2 separate regions of the Homo sapiens genome follow, and region 1 is linked to region 2. Evidence: chromatin loops called from intact Hi-C (ENCODE). Cell type or tissue: heart right ventricle. All regions are shown on one strand. Links, peaks and the distances in the headings refer to the core of each region. The heading gives the core; the rest is flanking DNA.

The links. Peaks named below come from ENCODE experiments on the same cell type or tissue, not always from the same donor. Only the 100,000 strongest peaks of a DNase experiment are listed, where the experiment ranks them.
Region 1: it touches region 2 in a loop (2.7-fold over the local background); 2 of 110 quality-filtered maps call a loop at or near these places.

What each region holds. Positions count from the first base shown.
Region 1 is chr12:30,923,075-30,933,155 of GRCh38, forward strand. It overlaps TSPAN11 (tetraspanin 11), which reads left to right and starts at 3,674. Exons shown (of 8, transcript NM_001370302.1): 1 at 3,674-3,722. LOC124902911 (a long non-coding RNA gene) reads right to left here and starts at 3,615. Exons shown (of 2, transcript XR_007063264.1): 1 at 683-3,615. In heart right ventricle, for the core only: no CTCF peak of the experiment used is centred there; a DNase peak (open chromatin) is centred at 5,957; H3K4me3 peaks cover 1,369 bases; H3K27me3 peaks cover 2,889 bases.
Region 2 is chr12:30,858,476-30,868,556 of GRCh38, forward strand. It overlaps the pseudogene PPIAP44. Among named protein-coding and RNA genes, the nearest start is that of TSPAN11, 63 kb to the right of the region's middle. In heart right ventricle, for the core only: no CTCF peak of the experiment used is centred there; a DNase peak (open chromatin) is centred at 4,206.

The DNA of each region.
Region 1 (10,081 bases), core at 1,443-9,442, 65 kb after region 2:
GGTAGTTTATAAAGAAAAGGAGTTCATTTGGCTCATGGTTCTACAGGCTGTATAGGAAGCATGGTGATAACATCTGCTTCTGACAAGGGCCTCAGGAAGCTTCTACTCATGGGGGATGGTGAAGGGGAGCCGCATATACAGATCACAAGTTGGGAGAGGTGGCAGAGAGTGTGGAGGAGGTGCCAGGCTCTTTTCAACAATCAGTTCTCACAGGAACTAACAGCAAGAACTCACTCTTGCAAGAATGGCACCAAGCCATTTATGAGGGATCCACCCCCTGACTTGAACACCTCCCACCAGGCCCCACCTCCAACACTGGGGAGTAAATTTCAACATGAGACTTGGAGGGGACAAACAAACCATATCCAAACCATAGCAGGGGCACAGGTCTCCAGATCTGGGATTAAAACTCTCCTTTGGAGGATTTCACTTAGCCCCTTCCATTTTTTTTTCCAAATACTTAACCACATCCTAGTGTTCGTGACTCAACCAATGCTCCATGCTCATGGAAAGCTGCTAAAATGGGAGCCTGTACAAACAGGAGTTGTCCTGTTCATTCTCACAGCACCGTCCATTCAATCTCTGGAGTACCCAACCTGGCAGAGAAACCTCCCTCCTCATACAACCACAGAATAAGAATCAAAATGGAATATTTCCAACTCCTATCTCATCTTCCTCATACCTTTTCTAGTCCAAGCTGAATTCCCATCTCCATTTTCATAGATGGTGGATTCTCATTCTTCCCCCTCACCTTCTTCAAGTATGTTTTGTGAAATAACATGGAATAGGTTAGGATCTTGTTAATGGTGCAGTGCTGGTAGAAGAGGCCAATTCCTTCATAAAAGGTAAGGACAAAAGAAAGCCAAAATCAAAAAGTCTAGGAATTAGAATTCTAGGCCTATGTGGTCTGATATGGTAGCCACTAGCCACATGTGGCTACTGAGCACTTGAGATGTGCCACATGCAACTGAAGGGCTGGATTATTTCATTTAATTTTAATTAATATAAACAAATTTAAAAACTGATCATTTGATTTTATTGTTGGAAAGCTAAGTATGTATATAACAACGTAGGCTTGTAAATCTATTTCCTCAACCAAAACGTTATGAAATCTAAATACACACTGAATATTTCCAATGAAAATGTAGTGTTTGCATGTAGATGTGCAATACACATAAAATATAACCAGAGTTGGAAGACTTAGTAGGAAAAAATGTAAAATATCTTATCGTTGATTTTTCATATTGACACACGCTGAAATGATATTTTAGATATACTGTGTTAAATAAAATATATCATTACAATTACTTTCACCTGTTTCTTTATATTGATTTTTTTTTTTAAACGTGGCTCACGGAAAATTTTTAATTACATATTATATTTCCATTGGTTCTCCACTGTAAACGTTTAATGTTACTGGGGATACTGCTGGAGAGGGACTACCCTAGCCCAGAGCTTCATTCATCACTCACCCTCTCCTACTGCTAGAAAGTCACTCCAGGCCGTTTTCCAACCCTCTCTTTCCTCATTGCTGTTTTAATGTTATTAACTTTGGTGAATACTGACCTCCCCTCACCCTTACCCTCTTCCAGCATTCTCCCCTCCTCGGGCCTACTCCACTCTTCTCTCTTCCATCCGGCTTTTGAAAATCCATCTTCTACTACGAATAAGCTTCCTCTTCGCTCCCCATTCCCCAGGCTCTTTCCTTCACACCACCTTCTCTGAGTCTTTCTAACCATCCCTGTCTGTTTAAACTGCTCCGTTAGAGGCCAAGTTTTGTTTCCTGCGCCCTTTCTCAGTGTCCCTGTACCTCCGGTTGGATTTCTAGGAAACAGACTCTGCACAGAGATGGAGATGGTATGTGGGAGGTCTCCTGGGACGTGCTCTTGGGAACAACACCTTGAGAGAGTGAGGGAAACAGGATTCGGCAGAGAATGAACTTTAACTGTGCTGCTTTCCACAGAGGCCTCGGCGGATCCCTTGGGAAGCTATGGAGCTGGGGTGGCCCTTCAGGGCCCTCCGTAATGGAAGCAAAGAGGTGAACCTTTGTATCTCCCCATCAACCAATTGGATCCGAGATACAGATGCCCCGCCCCAAGGAGTGGCAACCTGGTTTATATAAGCCACCACTCAAATAGTTATCTTGAACTAGCCCAGAGATCTCCTTCTTTCTAAATCTAAACCTATTTTCTTGGGCGCCCTCCTCCGTGGTGTCCCTGCAGCCCGGGCCCCGGCCCCCATTGAACCTCCCTCTTCTCCTGAGTCCTGACACCCCGCACAGTCCTGACCTTCCCTTATGGTTTCTCCTGATAGTTTCCGTTCCTTTCATGGGCTCCTTCTCGGTAGACCTAGATTCTGTCTTCAGCCCTGTTCTCTGTACCTTTTCTACCCTCTCCCTCCACCTCTTGTGTCGGCCCAACTTCTTTCCAGATGATTCCAAAATTGACATCCCTTGCCTCAGTCTCTCCTATGAACTCCAGAATCACCCTTCCAATTGCATTTGCTGGATATCTGCCCCTGGAAGAAGGTGGCCTGCTTCTCCAATCCAACTTGCTCCACACTAAACTCAGTCACATCACTCCAGGTTCTCCTCCAGACTTCCACAATGTTACAGCCCCAGTGTGCTCCTCCTACACCACACAGTCTGTAGACTCTCCTTTGCTGCAGCTTCCGCATTCATCCCCCAGTTAAGGTCCTCATCTCACGGGACTATTGGAATCATCTCCTTCCTGTGTGGCCCCCCGCGAAGCCCTTCTCAGCAGCCAGCTGGGGTATTTAGAACGTTGGTGCTCCCGGTACAGTGGCTTTGTCAGCGTCCCCTGCCTCCAGTGGCTTCCCTGATCTAGCAACCTGGTAAATGGGTAATCTTCCTCACTGCAGCTAAGTTTCAAAAGAACACGGTTGGATAAGCACAAGGCCCTTGTTACTTTGGGAAATAGATAATCCATGCCCCACTGTTAGGGCCAGTCCCGTTAGGGCCAGCTTTGCACCTTCACAGGGACTCAGCAGGAACAGATGGGCTCTACTCTCTGTTATTCCTTTTTGCTTCAGATTAGAGAGACCTTGATTCTCCCCGGGGCCCAGGAAATGTAAAGCTGATGCTCCACAGGACTCTAAGAGGGACACGGCAGTGATGGGGGCTGGTGAGGAAGGGGGATGGAGAACCTCTCTCTTATCAGACAGGCTTGTCCCTAGGGTCCCTGGAAACCCCCAAAGGCCAACCTCTCCCAGGGGCCGACAAACGTAAAGGGCAGGGAGACCTAAGCGGGGAGCTGCGGAGCGCGGGGAGTTTGAAAGCCGCTCCACCGCCCTACTAGTCCGTCCTTTTGCCCCGCCCCCCTTAGGGATCCCCCCGGCAACCGCACAGCTGCCTCGGACTCTGACTTAATTCCCTCCGCGTGCTCTGAATCGCAGAGAGGCAAACCCCCAAACAAAGAGCCGGCAGCTCGCGTGCGGGGCTCCCGGGCGCGTCCTGCCGGCTGGGCTGGGAGAGCCGGCGCCGGGGCGTCGCGGCCGAGCGCTGGGCAGGCGGGGACTAGAGGGCCGGCAGGAAGCCTCAGTGGGCGCAGGGGCGCGGGCCGGGCTGCCCACACGCTGACCTTCCCGGGCTGGGAGGGAGGAGCGCTGGCTGCGGGCGGTGGGCGGCTGGGCGGCCCCGGGAGCCGCCGCTCTCAGTCTCTCTAGGCGCAGCTCCCTTCGCCGCTTCCGGAGCCCCTGGCAGGGTAAGTGCAGAAGCGCGCCCGAGGAGTGGGGGCGCCGCGGGAGGGGGCTGGGGGTCCAGGAGAGGCGCCTCCACCTCCGCTGCCCGCCCCGCCGGCAGTCCCGAGCTAGACTGTCCCGAGCTTCCCCCGGGCGGGCAGAGGGAAGCCGGCTGGGGATGAGGAGTGGAGGAGGCAGGAATGCCTGGGACACTCGCGGGGCATGTGAGCAGGTATTGGTGTCTGCATGGGACACGCAACACGGTGTCCATAACTATGCGCATGAGTCTGCCTTTCTGCACTTGTGCCTTGGGAGAGAGCTCTGGGCCTCTGAGGGCCTCGTGCCGTCCAGCGTGCCCGGGGCATGTCTGTTCCTCTTGAAAATGTCATTCTTTGTCCACCCTGAATTCGAGTAGCTGCCTCTCATGGCTACACCAAAATGCTGTATCTGGTGCACATTGCTTTCAGAGGGCCTGTCTGCCTGTGCAGGGATGTCCTCATGTTCTGGGCACGTCTGTGTATTTGTGACAACATGGCTGTGTAGGCCCTGTCACCTGTGTTTTCGTGCCCATCCCTGCATGTGCAGTTGGCCGGCTCCGTGTGGAAAGAAGGCATGGAAGGTTCTGGGGTGTATCCTTTTCACCAGCCATATGTGCAGTGTGCACATGTGTGAATTGGTGGAAAGTATGAAAGGGAGGCAGCCCAGTTGGGCTTGGCGGGACAGCATCTTAACTTGAGTCTAAGCTGCTGTGTGCAGGAGGAATAAGTGTTCCAGAGGTCTCCAGTTCGTGGCAAGTATTGTGAGGTGAGCGTGGGGGTGGGGGGTGAGGAGAAGAGGCAGCTTCTGGAAAAACTCATAAGTGCACTCTGGGGCATAGGGTGTGTGTGGGGGAGCGTGAAGAAGAGAATGAGGGTGGTATTAGGCCAAAGTGGATAGTCTGTGTTCAATTTGTGGGCAGCTGGATTGCAGTGGAAAGCAGCAGTTAGAGGCTGGAGACAGGTTTGAATCAGAACTTAATGGTTGTCACTGTGTCAGTAGCATTGTTCCCTGGACAGATAGGTCATCTGGGGCTCAGTTGCTTTTTGTGCAAAATGGGACTAATAACCACTGGCCCCATCTGTCTCCCAAGGGACTGGAGGCTCCAATTAATGCCTGGAAATGCTTTGATGATAGTTAAGACTCCTAGGGTAAGGGGCACTACTGGCCTACAGGGGCCAAGTTGGTGGTCTGGCGAGGGCTTAGGTGGCCCAGAGCTGTTTGGTTTGTGGGTAGCAGAGGGAGGCATTTGTGTGCTGTTTCCCACTATATTCAGCATAGCAGGAATTTTATACCCACCTTTGGACTCGTGTGTAAAATATGTACAGGCCTGTGTGATTCCCCATAGTTCTTGTGTGAGTGCTGCAGAACAAGAGGAAAACTGGCGTTGATGTCTTTAAGTCTGCCTAGAGCACCTTGACTTTCCAGAGAGCCTTTCTTCAGATGAGCCCAGGACATTTATAACCACCAACTTGCTTTTCTTTTTATGCCGCCAAATGAAGCAGTAAGGAGCACCCTTCACAGTTTGTAGCCAGGGAGATAGGAGATGAAGAAGCTTTCCCAGCCAAGGTCACAGGCCTGGGGTGTCCACCACCAAGTTCTATCTCTTGGGTTACAGTGCCTTCAGACCCAGGGCCAACGCTGGACTGGGCTGAAGAAGGAGGGAGGCATCAAAAGTCATGCACAGACGGCACCGAATTCCAGGATGTAGTTGGGTGGTTTGTCCACCCTCGGATGTCACCTGTCACTGAGACTTCTTTGTATGTGATAGCTGTTTAGTAGTGTTTGTAAAAGGAAAGATCCTTGGATGGGAGATGCCGGCAACCCAGGTCAGGTCCCGGCTCAGCTCCCTGCCTGGGGAAGGTCACATCACCTCTCTGGGTCTGCTTCTTCTTTGGTCCAAATCAGGGCATCTTTCCAGATTATCATTCTGTTTTCAACTGTGTTTTGCTTCCTCAGAGAGGCCTTTCCTGATCCCCCATCTAAAGTAGCCACCTCCCAGCCATGATCACATCATTGTTCCTTCCTAGCACTTGCGACCTGTCTGAACTTAGCTTTGCCACATCCTACTACAATGTGAGCTCACCAAAAGCGGGACTGCCTTTGTGCCGTTGCCTGCTGGCTCCACCTGCAACACAGTAGGTGCTCAAGAGATATTATTGTTTGTGAATGAGTGAGTGAGTGAATAAATTAGTAAGGGGATGTGCATATGTGTTTTTCAAATTGTCCTCCCAGGAGCTCTGGAAGGGAAGAGCAGGCTCCACTGGCAGGGCGCCAGGTCCCTCACACCAGCAGCTCGGGGTCAATCTAAGTTACATGTCAGCTTTCAGATAGGATCTCCTTTGAAGAAAAGCCTCTCTCACTAAAATAAAACTAGAAAACCGTTGCACCAGAAGACTTAGAGGGGTCTTTTCAACTCCAAGTAGAAATAATAGTACCGCAACTGGAAGAAATCCGCACTTGACCCTCAACGAGGATTATAGGCAGGATTCAGACATACAAAGTGGTTATTCCACAAACCATTTCTGCTTGGCCATGGAATTCATCCTATGGCTATTTTTATGCTACTGGTTTAATTTCTTGAATTTTGGTCAGAGTTAATATGGAAATGATTTTGCTTACAACACAGCAACAAGGGCTATGTGAGAACTCGAACCCATCTATATCTGAGACAGGCACCAGACGGAGGACACGAAACATCTGCAAGGTGGACAAGCTGTGCGCAGATATTTGAGAGCTACCTATCTAGGGTGACTCTGTCTGTTATCGTCCTCTATTGGGGGTGTTCCCAGGCATACTTGCCCAGATGTGCCTCACCCCCAGTAGATGTCCACTCAGCAATGTTTTTCTTGAGTAGTTGGCAGTGCTGAGGAACTCTGGTCTCTGAGTGATTACTGAGCGTAGACGACAGCCACGTGATGAAACCTGGCTATATTTACATGTGATGACCCTGATCTGTATTTACAGCAGCCATGTTTCCTGGGGTTTCCAAGCTCTCCTCCACGTAAAATAGTCTCTTGTGCTGCCTTTTCCTAGAAATATACTTGGAAGTGGCAGCACAGCTGCTGTGTCCAACACCATGTCCAGGTTTGGGGCTCAGAATCTAGATTTACCACCCTTTTCTAAGCCCCATAGGGGGAGCATTAATGACCGTGCCCATGATAGAGGAGGTGGTGGTGTTCTGTTTGGTTGGTTTAGGTGGGTTGTTGAGGACGGAGACTGTGGAGAGAAGGGTCGGGAGTAGAGAACTGGACCCTCTGTTCATTCCATTGATACTGCCCTTGCTTCGTGTAGATGCCCTGCTCTTGCTGACTCTGGTGGGTTTCTGGGCTCATAGGTTTATACTCACAAGATGGCACTCCACAGGGTAGAGGGAGTTGGGAAGGGGGCAGCAAATATACACTGTACATGTATGTTTTCCAAGTGCCTGCTGTGAGCTTTGAACCTCCAGGCTATGAGACATGCATTAAGGACCCAGCCCCCGACCTCTGAGCACTCATTGTTGAGGACATTAAACTCATTCCCAGGAAGGGATGAGAAAACAGCTGAGTGCAGACTAAGTGGCACTCACCCAAGCCCCAGCTGGAGCTGCGAGAAGGAAAGGTGTGCAGAGAGGGCAGGCAGAGGCAGCCAGCAGCAAGGGTGGCCGGAGAGCCCAGCTCTAGGGCCAGATGGTTCAGGCACAGATCCTGGCTCTGCCCCTTCCTCTCCGTGTGACCTTCCGTGTGTTATGTGACCTTGCTAAGCTTCAATTTCCTCATCTGTAAATCGAGGAAATGACCTCAACTCGTAGCAGGGTGCATGGATGCCTGCCTAAGCTGAACTCAGAAGAGGGGTACGGAGCGCCCAGGTATCTGATGACCACAGTGAAGGAATTTGAAAAAGGTCTTATGGCAAGGAGGGGGCTTGAAGAGTGGTGACTACTGTGGGACCTTGTCTAATGCTGGTCTCCCCTGTAGTAGTCAGGGGGTCTGTGGCGTCGGGCTGGGTAGGCCCCAGGCCAGTCAAGCACTCCCTTTCTCCCTGGGATGCTTTTCCAACTGGCCATGCGACTTCCACTCACAACTATGGAGGGGGAAGTGGCTGCATCCTGGCAGCCTCACCCTCCCTCTCTCACTGCCCTGCACACATACAAGCACATGGCCCTGCTTAGAGGCTTAAGGATTTTTGCTGTAAAATACCAAGAATTGAGGATGTTACAGAGGTTCAGGAAATGAGAATTGCTCTGGTGGTCCCCTGGTCTGTGTTGAAAGGGAGTAGGGGACCCTCCTTGATGGTAGTGTGGGATAAACCCCCCAGTGGTTCTCAGCCCTATCCTGGCTTAGGCATTCATTTTTTTTTTAATATGTACTTCGTGTTTTGAAAGGGTTTTGTCAGCCAAACTTCAATATAAATGAGAATGTGTTTCTCTATCTTAAAAAGATTAATAATCAAAGACCCTATAACTGATAGTTTGATTCCTTTCTGCTTGATACATATCAGTTGAGGTCACTTGCTAGCAGATTCTAGTGTGTTTAAAAAGCTCAGAAGAAAAAAGGACAAAGGACAGAAGCAGACTGGTGTTGTCTGGTTTGTCTGAGGTCTGGCACAGTTAGCAAACATTTAATCACATAGCTGGTGTGGTAGCTTGACTGAAGCCTTTTGGTCAGGTAGAAATTCAGGTTTCTATGAGCGTTCTTGAAATGCGGTAGAGATTTCTCTCCCAGAGCTGCCTTTTATAGATAAGCACTAGGGTTTTGATAGTTGGAAACCACGGTCCTATACTGTGCTTTTAGAATTAGAGTACCTGGCTGGGCGCGGTGGCTCATGCCTGTAATCCCAGCACTTTGGGAGGTCGAGGCAGGCAGATCACCTGAGGTCAGGAGTTCAAGACCAGCCTGGCCAACATGGTGAAACCCCGTCTCTATTAAAAATACAAAAATTAGCTGCGTGTGGTGGTAGGTGCCTGTAATCCCAGCTACTCGGGAAGCTGAGGCAGAAAAATCGTTTGAATCTGGGAGATGGAGGTTGCAGTGAGCCGAGATCGCACCACTGCACTCCAGCCTGGGCGACAGAGTGAGACGCTGTATCAAAAAAAAAAAAAAAAAAAAGAGTCCTCATCCTATCCTACTTGAGAATACAATTGTTTATTGACTTTTTATCCCTAGCAACGAGTGCAAAGCTTGGCAAACAGTAGGAATTCAATAAATGTTCATTGAATGGACATTTCAGGAAGGAGCTCATGAGTCATCACCGAGACTGTGCCTCAGGGAGACTCAACCAGAGCCAGATAGGTAATTTGTGGGACCCAGTGCAAAATGAAAACATGGAACCCTAGCTCAAAATGCAGGAAAAGATACCATTAAAGTTATCTTTATACCTTTATAAATATAAGCCCTTTCCTTTTTTCCATGGTCTTTCTCTCAACTTGTCATGTGGTATTTTTATTTACTATTTAATGATATTCTAAGTAAAGAAAAATTAAAATTTTAAATTATTAGTATGAATTTTACTGTTCATCCTTATATTGTGCAATGCCAGTTTAAAAGACTCTGAGCATTTAACGTGTGTAGAATCACCAAACTACACAATTCCGATTTCATAGTGCATATATGCACGTGTATTTTGTTCTTACCAGAGCAGTGTCATTGCTGCTCTCAACTACTCATCAATGCACTCAACGTCGCTAACTCAACTGTTTTTATTCCTCTAGTAGCATCCCTGGGGCTCACTAGGTCTCTGCGACTGTGCTGGGCATATGGTCCTTCTCTCGAGAGTTGATAATTCAGGACTTGTCTGTGCCTACCCAAAAAAGAAGGAAGGGTTGGACATCAGTGATTCATACCCTGTTTGTGTGAGGGAGTCACAAACTCCTTTGGAGATCTACTAAAACCTATGGAACCGCAGCACATAGATGGTAAAAATGCTTTATACAATTTCAGGGGCCCCCAAGTTACAACTCCATGGAAGGAACTGTCTTTTAGGCTTACTGCTACGCCATGGTATCCTGTTTCGGAGACAAGATAGGGACTATTTTGAAAGCAAATGAGAAATTGTTCAAATCCTCCTATCTGGGAAAGGAGATGAGATTTTAAGTCATTTGGCTTTTTAAATTCAATTCCTGATGCCTGGAAGGGAATGACGCTGCCTTTCTGATTCCCAGTGGGCAGGTTGTAAATGTCCTTAAGCATGAAATGACGTGGTCCACAATGAAGGCTTTTGTGGGAGAGCCCCTCTTTCCACCCCATAGGCTAGACTCTCCTCCAGCCTGACTGACCCCTGCCAGAGCCGCAGGATGACAAACTGCCACCATCCCCTTGCTGGGCTGCAGCTGCTGCTCTAGTGGGGAGAGGCAGCTGCACATCCA
Region 2 (10,081 bases), core at 979-8,978:
TTGTAAAAAGAAAGGAAATTAAATACATAATAAATAAATGCTCATCATTTTTAAAGATATTTTAATGCCGAAAAAAGTAATCTCTGAATCCCAAAGGGTAAAGAACATCCCCACAAATAGAGTACGCTTAGCTTTGTGCAAACTCACCACTCTGTTCTTGTAGTTCTTGTTTCACTGTTAGTCAGTGACTGAAACCAGTCTGTGGGTCACTATTTGAAGCACTGACCTGGAAAGTTCTGAGTGGATAGGTAAGCCTGTGCAAACGGATGGAGGAGACCCAATCTGTGCAAACACTCAGGATTGCTGGGATATCAAAGGAGGTCACCGAGGGTGCATTTGTCTGATGGCCTTGGAGCCTCCTGGGAGAAAGAGAATCAGCAAGAGGACTTTGGGACTACCCGCCTTGCCCCTGGACCCTAGAATGAAAGGGCTCTACCAAGAGACCATGTGAATATCATGGCGGATGGGGAAGCCAGCCTGTGAAAGCAGGTGTGTTATGAAGAACGCCATGCCTTGGAGGGCAGCAAACTGTCAGGGGGCTGACAGCCAGACCCCACATGCTCTAAGTTCTTCAACAGAGGAGGCTAACAGGACAAGGCACTTGAGAGTTACAATCACTGAGCCTCAAGGCCATCTAGGAAAATGACCACATAGCCCTTAAGGACTGCCAGTGGTTCTCGTCACTTCACACAGGGGGTGGCAGTGGCTGCAGCCTGCCAGCCACATGTCAGAGTGTAGGGCGCCTGACTAAACCAGAGAGGTTTCTGCATCTGGAAAACAAAAAGATTGTCTCTACAAATAGGAGATGGTCCTTGCATGAGGACCTCGCATAAGACCCCTTCACCAAAGCAGCCTCCCTCCACTTCTCTGAACACAACCCCACCTAGGATAAGCAGGACCCCTCAAGGTGTGTTGCTGGCAGAGCAGAGGCAGGAGGTCCACCTCCTTCCTAGGGCTGCCCAAGGACTTCCCCAGGCTCTACCTTCAGAGGAGGCCGTGCCTTTGTCTGCAGGTATTGTAGACTTTGGAGCAGCTGGATCTGCATTTTGCCAATGACTTCCTCCTGGGAGCCCCAAGTCCTATAAGAGTCCTATTCTTCAATTACAGCAGTGGGAATTCTGACAAGATGAAGATTTCCAAACCCCAAGTTACTGCTAGAACTAATTGGACAGTCACTGTATGTCACACCCTTTCTTAGAAACACTCGGTGTCCATCATTCAGTCCTTACTGCGTGTGTCACTGTGAGCTGCTTGCTGCCTTCACTTTGCAGCTGAAGGCAGTGAGGCTGGGGGACCTCAGAGAACATCCCTAAGGTCATACAGTAAGTGGCTAAGTTGAGATTCAGACCGAGGTCTATCCACTCGCAAGGCCCCTGTTTTAAGCACACTACACTCCCAGCAAGAGTAGCTAAGGGAAAAAAAAAAACCACCTAGAAACAGCCTGAATGAACATCAGAAGGGAAATGATTAAACTTCACAATACCTGTCCTATGTAATTGAATGCAGCTATTATAAAGAAGTGAGCTAGTTTTATATACGTTAACTTGGAAACTTTCTATGTTGTATGGTTAAGGAGGGAAAAGAACAAAGTTGCAAAAAGATACATCATACTATTTCATTTTTTTTTTTTTGATAAAAGTTTTACATGTGTGGATATGTTTCTAGAAGCATGGAAAACTTATGGAAGCCAATAATGCAACCTCTGGAGTTACAGGGGCGGGCCACCGGACCCCTGAGCTTAATAACCGGAAGATTTGAGAAAGGCGTGCGGCGGGCAAAGATCGCAGAAAGAGTGGAGGACTGGTGCCACTCAGACACCTTAGCTCGCTGAGAGAAATGGAGACGGCCTCCAGGACATCTTAGGACCCTGGCTGATTCCGAGAATCACAAATCACATCTCTGAAAAAAGTGAGAACTTCATTCTTTCATTCAGTGCAAAAATGTTTACTGAACACCTACTATGTGCCAGACACAACCGAGATGCTGGTGATATGATGCAGACAAAGTAGGCTCAGATCCCTGGCCGGGAAGAATTCACGTACTATTTGTGCATTCTAGTCAGTCCGTCTGCTCCTCCTACATTGCCTCTGCCACCTCAACTCTGTCTCCCCCAACCCCCAACACACACACAGAGTACAATATTTGGCTGATTCATCTTGCTATGTTCAATGTTTTTCTTTCCAAGAAAAAAGTTGAACAAAATGAGAAAGCAACAGATTGGTAAGGCATTAGAGCTTGGTGATCTCAGATAACCCCACCCTTCAGTGAGGGGCTGCCCATGGAATTAACTACATATACGACAACACCTAAAATCCTGCAAAGCTTAGCCATATCAGCATTTTATGGAATAGAAAAAAAGATCAAGTCCCTGTCCTTCAAAGCTTGTACTCATGAGAAATAAGATAGCAGCACCAGGCCGGGTGCAGTGGCTCACGCCTGTAATCCCAGCACTTTGGGAGGCCAAGGCAGGCAGATCACAAGGTCAGGAGTTCAAGACCAGCCTGGCCAACATAGTGAAACCCTGTCTGTACTAAAAATACAAAAATTAGCAGGGCATGGTGGCGGGCTCCTGTAGTCCCAGCTACTTGGGAGGCTGAGGCAGGAGAATCACTTGAACCCGGGAGGCAGAGGTTGCAGTGAGCCAAGACCACACCATTGCACTCCAGCCTGGGTGACAGAGTGAGACTCTGTCTCAAAAAAAATAAAATAAAAAGATAGCAGCACCAAACATATATTTCCTTTTCTATATTGTGTATACTAAAGTTGTTTTGGAAAGTGGAAGAGGATGAGTTTGCTTGTCAAATTATAATACGTTCCTGAGGAGGGCAATGAGAATCGAAAGCCAAAAATTAGTGTAGGCTTCCAAATAAAGTAGGTTCAGGGTGCTACCTTAATGAGGATTCTTGACAGCCCACCGTGTAAACAGCAGGGATAATGTTATGAAGGTGAAATAAGTACACCCACAAAAAGCGACAAGATCTAAGAATAAGTAGGATAAAAAGACACAGATCTTAGTCCATTTAGGCTGCTAAAACAACATGCCCTCAACTGGGTAGCTCATAAACAACGGAAATTTATTTCTCACTGTTCTGGAGGCTGAGAAGTCCAGGATCAAGATGCCAGCCGATTTACTGTCCGGTGAGGACCTGCTTTCTGATTCATAGATGGTGCCTTCTAACTGTGTTCTCACATGGCGGAAGGGGCTGGCTAGCTCTCTGGGGTCTCTTTTACAAGGGTACTAATTGCATTCATGAGAGGCCAGCCCTCATGACCTATTCACCTCCCAAAGGCCCTACCTCCTTATACTATCACCTTAGCAGTTAGGATTTCAATGATGAGTTTGGGGGGACACAAATATTCAGACCATAGCAACATTGATGAGAAGATCCACAGAAATCCTGGAATTCGGTGAGGAATAAATCAAAGTATAGTACCTTTGGTAGTTTCCATCTATGTCGAGAAATTTAATAATGAGAACTTCATCCTAAAGCATACAGGTCCTGGCATCTTGTCCATGGCAAATGCTGGACCCATCACAAACAGTTCCCAGTTTTTCATCTGCACTGCCAAGACTCAGTGGTTGCATGGCAAGGATGTGGTCTTTGGCAAGGTGAAAGAAGGCATGAATATTGTGGAGGCCATGAAGCGCTTTGGGTCCAGTGGCAAGACCAGCAAGAAGATCACCATTGCTGACTGTGGATAACTCTAATAAGTTTGACTTGTGTTTTATCTTAACCACCAGACCATTCCATCTGTAGCTCAGTAGAGCACCCCTCCACCCCATTTGCTCACAGTATCCTATAATCTTTGTGCTCTCACTGCAATTCCTTTGGGTTCCATGTTTTGTTTCCATCCATGCCTAGCTGGATTGCAAAGTTAAGTTTATAATTATGAAATAAAAACTAAATAACAAAAATAATAATAATAATGCAACCTCAACATTGAGTACCTCAGGGAGGTGTGGTTGAAGGGGTAAGGGGGTGGCCTTCCAGCTTAACACTTAAAATGTTAGAACAAGAATACTTCATTTTCATAATCTAAAAGAAAAAAGAAGACCTTTATTTTTGTCTACTTTGGACACAGTAGGAGGTGAGTAAATGTTTGCTGAATTGAATCAAATTGAACCTACTGAATCTCCCCGTCCGCTGGGACACTAGCTGGGCAGGCTGCCCAGAAGCAGGAATGCAGAGCCTGTGCGTCCAAAGATAAAGTATCGCTCTGCCACAGAGGCTGAGGCATCCCTGGAGAGAAAGAACAGCCTTGCCTGCTAGATTCATTTCTACCATCACCCAGGCCTCCATCCTTACTGGGAGATGCTGGAAATAGCTTCACCTTGCTTCTTAACTGACTCATGGCTTTTGCGTTTCCAGGCAGCAAAATCATATTAGCAGCCCCAAAACCCAATAAGGACCATGTACCCAGTCAAAACTTCTCAACACAAAAGGAGACAAGTAAGACTGGTCAGCTGCATTCTGGTCTCCTCTTAGAAAAATCACTGGTGGCATGAAATCTTTAGTTTATTAACAGACATCTCCTGCATTCTGACAATAGTAGCTCATTCAAAAACAAAAAAAGAAGAAGAAAGCAAATGGTGACCCAGGTTCTGAGGGATGAAACCAAAATTTTATCACAGTAGCTCAGCGCCTGGCTCACTTGGGGCTGCTGGGCAGTGAAAAGATGGAGAACTTTTGACTTTCCAAGGCATGGACTTGAAAGTCACCCACTGTTTCTGTGGTTACTGTATTAAGGCGTTTTAAAAGCAAGTGAGTGCCAAAGATGAAGGTGATGGAGATGCGCAACAAGAAAAGCTGAATCTTTCTCCAGGACTTAGATGAACTCAGTGTGTAACTGGATCCTAACCATCTTCACACAGTCAGGATGGGGAGGGGGATATTTTTACTTATTTTATAAGTAGGTGAGCAGAGCCTGAGGCACCCAGTAACATTCACGCAAAGTCACAGGGCAACTGAGGCCAAGCCTTCACCCAACCTCATCACAGGTGTGAACTCTCCATTCTGAACACATGCCATCCTCCCCTAACCCCCAAAATCATTCCTCCTAAGGAGGAATAAATTGGATATTGGGCCTCAGTTTCTTTGCGGATGCAGGGTGTCATCCAGGACCAATCCTTCATTTTCCTGCAGATGAAATACATCAAGCTTAACTCCCATCCTAGGACTAGGAAAGGACTCACAAGCCTGTGTGGTTCAGAGAAGGCGCAGATCAAAGCACATGACATTGTCATTTCTACAGCCATATGGCACTTGACAGATTTAAAAGCATTTATGCACGTTTAACTTCATGAACCTCACAACCTATCCCCCCTTCCCTTGAGTAGGCAGGACTGGCCTAATTTTTCCTGTTTAATAGCAGAGACTCAAACAGCTGGGAACAGGCAGAGTAAAGACAAGAAAGTCTTCTATTCCCCAATCCAATGCTCTTTCTGCAGTGCTTAAAGAGCAAAGCAAAGCAAACTTCTCCAGAGATGCCTCTGCCTCATGACCTTTGCCTGGCCTGAAAGTGAAGAATTCCACTGGGCTACAGTAGTCAAGCACCCTGTTGGGAACATTTCCTCCTGAGCCCCCCCAGTCAGTCCTGCCTTTTAATCATGGCCTCATGTAAACCCTTGCACCCTGTGGGAGTCTCAGCTGGGATCTGAGTTTTTTAAAAAATGGGGCTTCATCCATGTTCACCGTCCCCCACAACACACACGTCCCCTGAACACACATCCTGATCAGTGGCTTCTGGGCACCAGTGTCTGGAAATAACCCCTGCCCTCAGCTTCTTTTTCTGGGAAGCTCCTTCTGTAACTTGCTATATCAACCGTCTCCCATTGTGAGAGGGAAAAGACTGAAGAATCTGTAGGGTATCTGGACAGAGTGCCATTTTATGGTATGTGTGTTTAAATAGCTTTTGCTCCCTGATTTTATGTTGCTTAAGGTTATGTTGAAATTAGCATGTCTAGGAAATAGCAGTGAGGAAAGGTGGCCCAGAAACCTTTTTTAGATAGCATGAAGAATGTTGGCCTGCTTTTAATTCTGTGCATGTGGATATATAACAGTGAATGGGAATTGATAAAATCTGCATTTCCCTACTATCTTTTCTTGCTTGTGCCTAGTAACCCTCAGAGAATGGGGTCAATGTAGGAGCCTCTCGGGAGCACCTCAGTGTTAGCCTTCTCTCTTTTCTGAGCAACCTTACTCTGGGTTACTCAACAGTCCCAAAAGATTTTAATGATGGTGGTTTCCTTCTTAACAACTGAACCTCCAATTCAGAAAGCTCAGCTTTCTCCTCTCTGGGTCATGGCAGATGATCTCACAGTTGTGTGCAAGCCCCATCATTTTTCCCTTCATCTCCCCTTCCCACTCCTACCCACAGGGACCCACTCAAATGTCCTTTCACTGAAGAATACCTAACATTTTTGAGAATGTATGTGCTTTTATTTAATAAGAGTGATATTGGGTTATATATCTCACTTTTTCATTCAACACTACCTTTTTGAAGATCTTGTCACTAAATCTGATTCATGGTTTCTGACTACTGCAGAATATTTCACTGTATGCACCCCACCGTATCCCACTCTGTCTCTTACTAGCTGTGTTGTCTTTGGCAAATTACTTAAGTGCTCTGTACCTCAGGTTCCTAATATATAAAATGGGATGGTACTAGTGCCTACATCACAGGGTGGTTATGACGATTAAATGAGTTTTGGACTGGATGTATCTGAAGAGCTTCGAGAAGCACTTGGCACATAAAAAGTGCAGAGGAAAAAACACCTTAGTTAACATTATTGTTACTTCCCTATTCCCCTGATGAAAGATGTGTTGGTTAGACAGCTCTCTGCTACAACAAACAATGCTGAAATGGGCATCCTTGCTCATGTTTCTTCTTATAATTGTCTGTGAATTTATCTGGGACATATACCAAGCAGTGGAACTGCTGAATTACAGAGCATGTAAATTACTTTATAGAAAATGCCAGACTGCACTCCAGGATGTACAATTTACAACAGTCCCCCTGTTGCAGCTTTTTTCATTCTGGTAGTTCAGCTGACAGGAGTGTCACAGCTCTTTTATTATCACAGTTCAGTGAGTTCTGGGTCCTTGTCTCATGACCAAGAGTAATAAGGTACTGGAGAGGGGGTGTATTATAATTAGTCCATTCTCACACTGCTAATAAAGACATATCCAAGACTGAGTAATTTATGAAGAAAAAGAGGGTCAGTGGACTCGCAGTTCCACATGGCTGGGGAGGTCTCACAATCATGATGAAAGACAAAGGAAGAGCAAAGGGACTTCTTAAATGGTGGTGGGTAACTGTGCAAAGGAACTACTCTATAAATCCATCAGATCTCATGAGACTTACTCACTATCATGAGAACAGCACAGGAAAGACCCACCACCATCATCCCCTTACCTTTCATCAGGTCCCTCCTATGACATGTAGGAACTGTGGGAACTACAATTCAAGATGAGATTTGGGTGGGGACACAGCCAAACCATATCATGGGGTAAGGCAGGGTAGAATTTATTGAGCAAAAGAAAAGCCCTTGACAGCAAAAAGGGACCCAAAAGTGGGTAGCTGGCTGAGAGGCTGAGTCTAGGGTTTATATGGGCTTAGAATGGGGAAATGCATGCTGATTGGTTTATGAGTAGGACTGGAAAAGACACCCTTCAATTAGTTTGTGAAAAGAGCCAATCAGGAGAAAGTGGGCATATGCAAAATAGTCTTGGAAAAGGCACCATTCAATTGGTTAAGAGGCATCATTTAGAAAGAACCAATTGAGAGAGAGTAGGTAAAATGGGGATGGAAGTTCTCATTCAGGTTCATGGATTCTATCCGGAACTGTAGCTCAGTTTTCAGGGTTTAGAGTGTTCTTGGCTTGAAGGTGGAGTTTCACCAGGGACCTGTCTCTGTCTGCCCAGGAATTTGTCTGTCTCCTGTTGCTATCACCACTAACAGTCTTGAAAGCTCTCACTCCCCACAGCCTTATCAATGCTTGATAATATCTTACCTCCCACTGGCTGCTAATCTGATGGGTGGAAAGTGGCATCTTCTTTTGTTTTGTGTGTCTTTGATCACTAGTGAAGTTAAGCATCTGTTTGTACATTAGTTAGCCTCTTGTGAGTTAATATCTTGTCTAATTTTTTCATGCCTTTTCCTTCTTGATTTGTGGTAGTCCCTGGTATATTCTAGAAATATCCTTGTTAGTTTTAAAAGTTGCATGTATCTTCAAACCTACGATCAATCTGTCATCTTGGTGTATGGTGTCTTTTATTAAACAGAAATTTTTAGTGTGGTTGCACGCAACCATTTTGTCCCTTATGATTCATGCTATTTGAATAATGTGTGAAAAATCTTTTATACCCCCAAATCACACATGTGCACACACAAGCTCCTTCATTTTTTCAATATCATAAATTTGCCTTTCACATTTAGGTCTATATTTGGAGATTATGTTTGTATATGGTAGAAGATAGAGATCTGAATAATTTTTCTCCAATAGTAAACCAGTTCCCCAAATATCACCTATATAAGCCATCCTTTCTCCACTGATGAGTGCCACCTGTCTCATATAAAATGACATATAGCCACGAGTTTATTTCTGCACCCTCTGTTCTGTTGCATTCACCTTAATCATCCTGTACCAGCAGCAGATTCATTGAATTAGTGTGGAGTTTGTAGGATGTCTACAGTAGATGTTAGGGTGAATGTTTTCTCTTTTTTGAAATTTATTATTTCATACACATTTTAGAATCACTTTGTTATGCCAGTGCCAAAATTTTACCTTAATTCTTATTGAATTTTTATTGAATTTATGGATTAATTTGTGGAGAACTTATATTTTTAGAATTACATTACATACACACTCTACCTCTCTGTTTAAGTCTTATAATCTTTAACAGAGTTTAAAATTTTTGTCCTTAAAGAACTTGCACATTCTTTGTTGGACACTTTCCTAGGTACTTCACAATTTTTTTTTGCCTCTGAAAATAGTATTTTTTTCCTATTCTATATGCTAGTTTAAAAAAGAAAACTGTTGATTTTTGTAAGTTGGCTTTGTATCCAATAAATTTGTTGACATCTCATTAGTTCTAGTGGTTTGTCTCTTGATTCTGTTGGATTTCTATGTCTGCAAATGACTTTTTGTCCCTTTTCTCTCTACCTTTATTCTTCTTATTTTTTTTTCATGTATTATGGCATTGGCCAGGATCTCTAGTAGTATATTGAAAAGTAACAGTGTTTCAGAGGTACTTCATCTTTTTCCAAATCTCAAATTAATTAATAGTTTGTCTGTTAATATATATATTCACAGTAAAATCTTGGTATATAGATTTTATCAAATTTTACAAAAGCTTTTATTTCCACTTATGGCAATTTACTTTGAGAGATTTTACAATTTTGAGTGATCTTTGCATTTTTAAATACACTCTTGGATTTAGTGAGTTAGTATTTAAATAGGAAATCCAAATGAAATAGATTATGATTTTCTTTTATTATACTGTTCTTATCTGATTTTGGAATCAAGGATATACTAGCATTATAAAAATAAGTCAGGCAGAGTTTTCCCTTTTTCTATTTTCTGAAACAGCTTGTATAAGATAGAGATTTTTGATTCCATTAAAGTTTGGTGAAACTAGCCTGTAAAACTGTGTGGATCTGGGCCTTAAAAAAGGGAGGATAGGGCATGGTTTTGATTACTCTTTAATTCCTTTAGCAGCTATAGTTCTGTTAACATTTTTTATTTTTGTGTAATATGTTTAGAAATAATGCATCCAACTCAAAATTTCATCCAACTAAAAATTCTATGTAGGTTTTCAAAATTTTTGCTTTCTAGATCATAGAATTCTTTTGATATTTATCAATTACTTAGGCAAATGTTTCCCATTTTGAATCCTTCATTTTGTTTGCATGTCATCTATTCTTGCTCATTTTTGCCAGAGGTTTGTTTTTCAGAGAACAAGCTTTTAGTTTTGTTAATTATCTCTGTCATTACTATTCTCTATTTCATTATGTCCTCATCTTTATGATTTCATTTTATATTATTTGCATCAGGTAACTCTGTTGCTCTTTTTCTAAA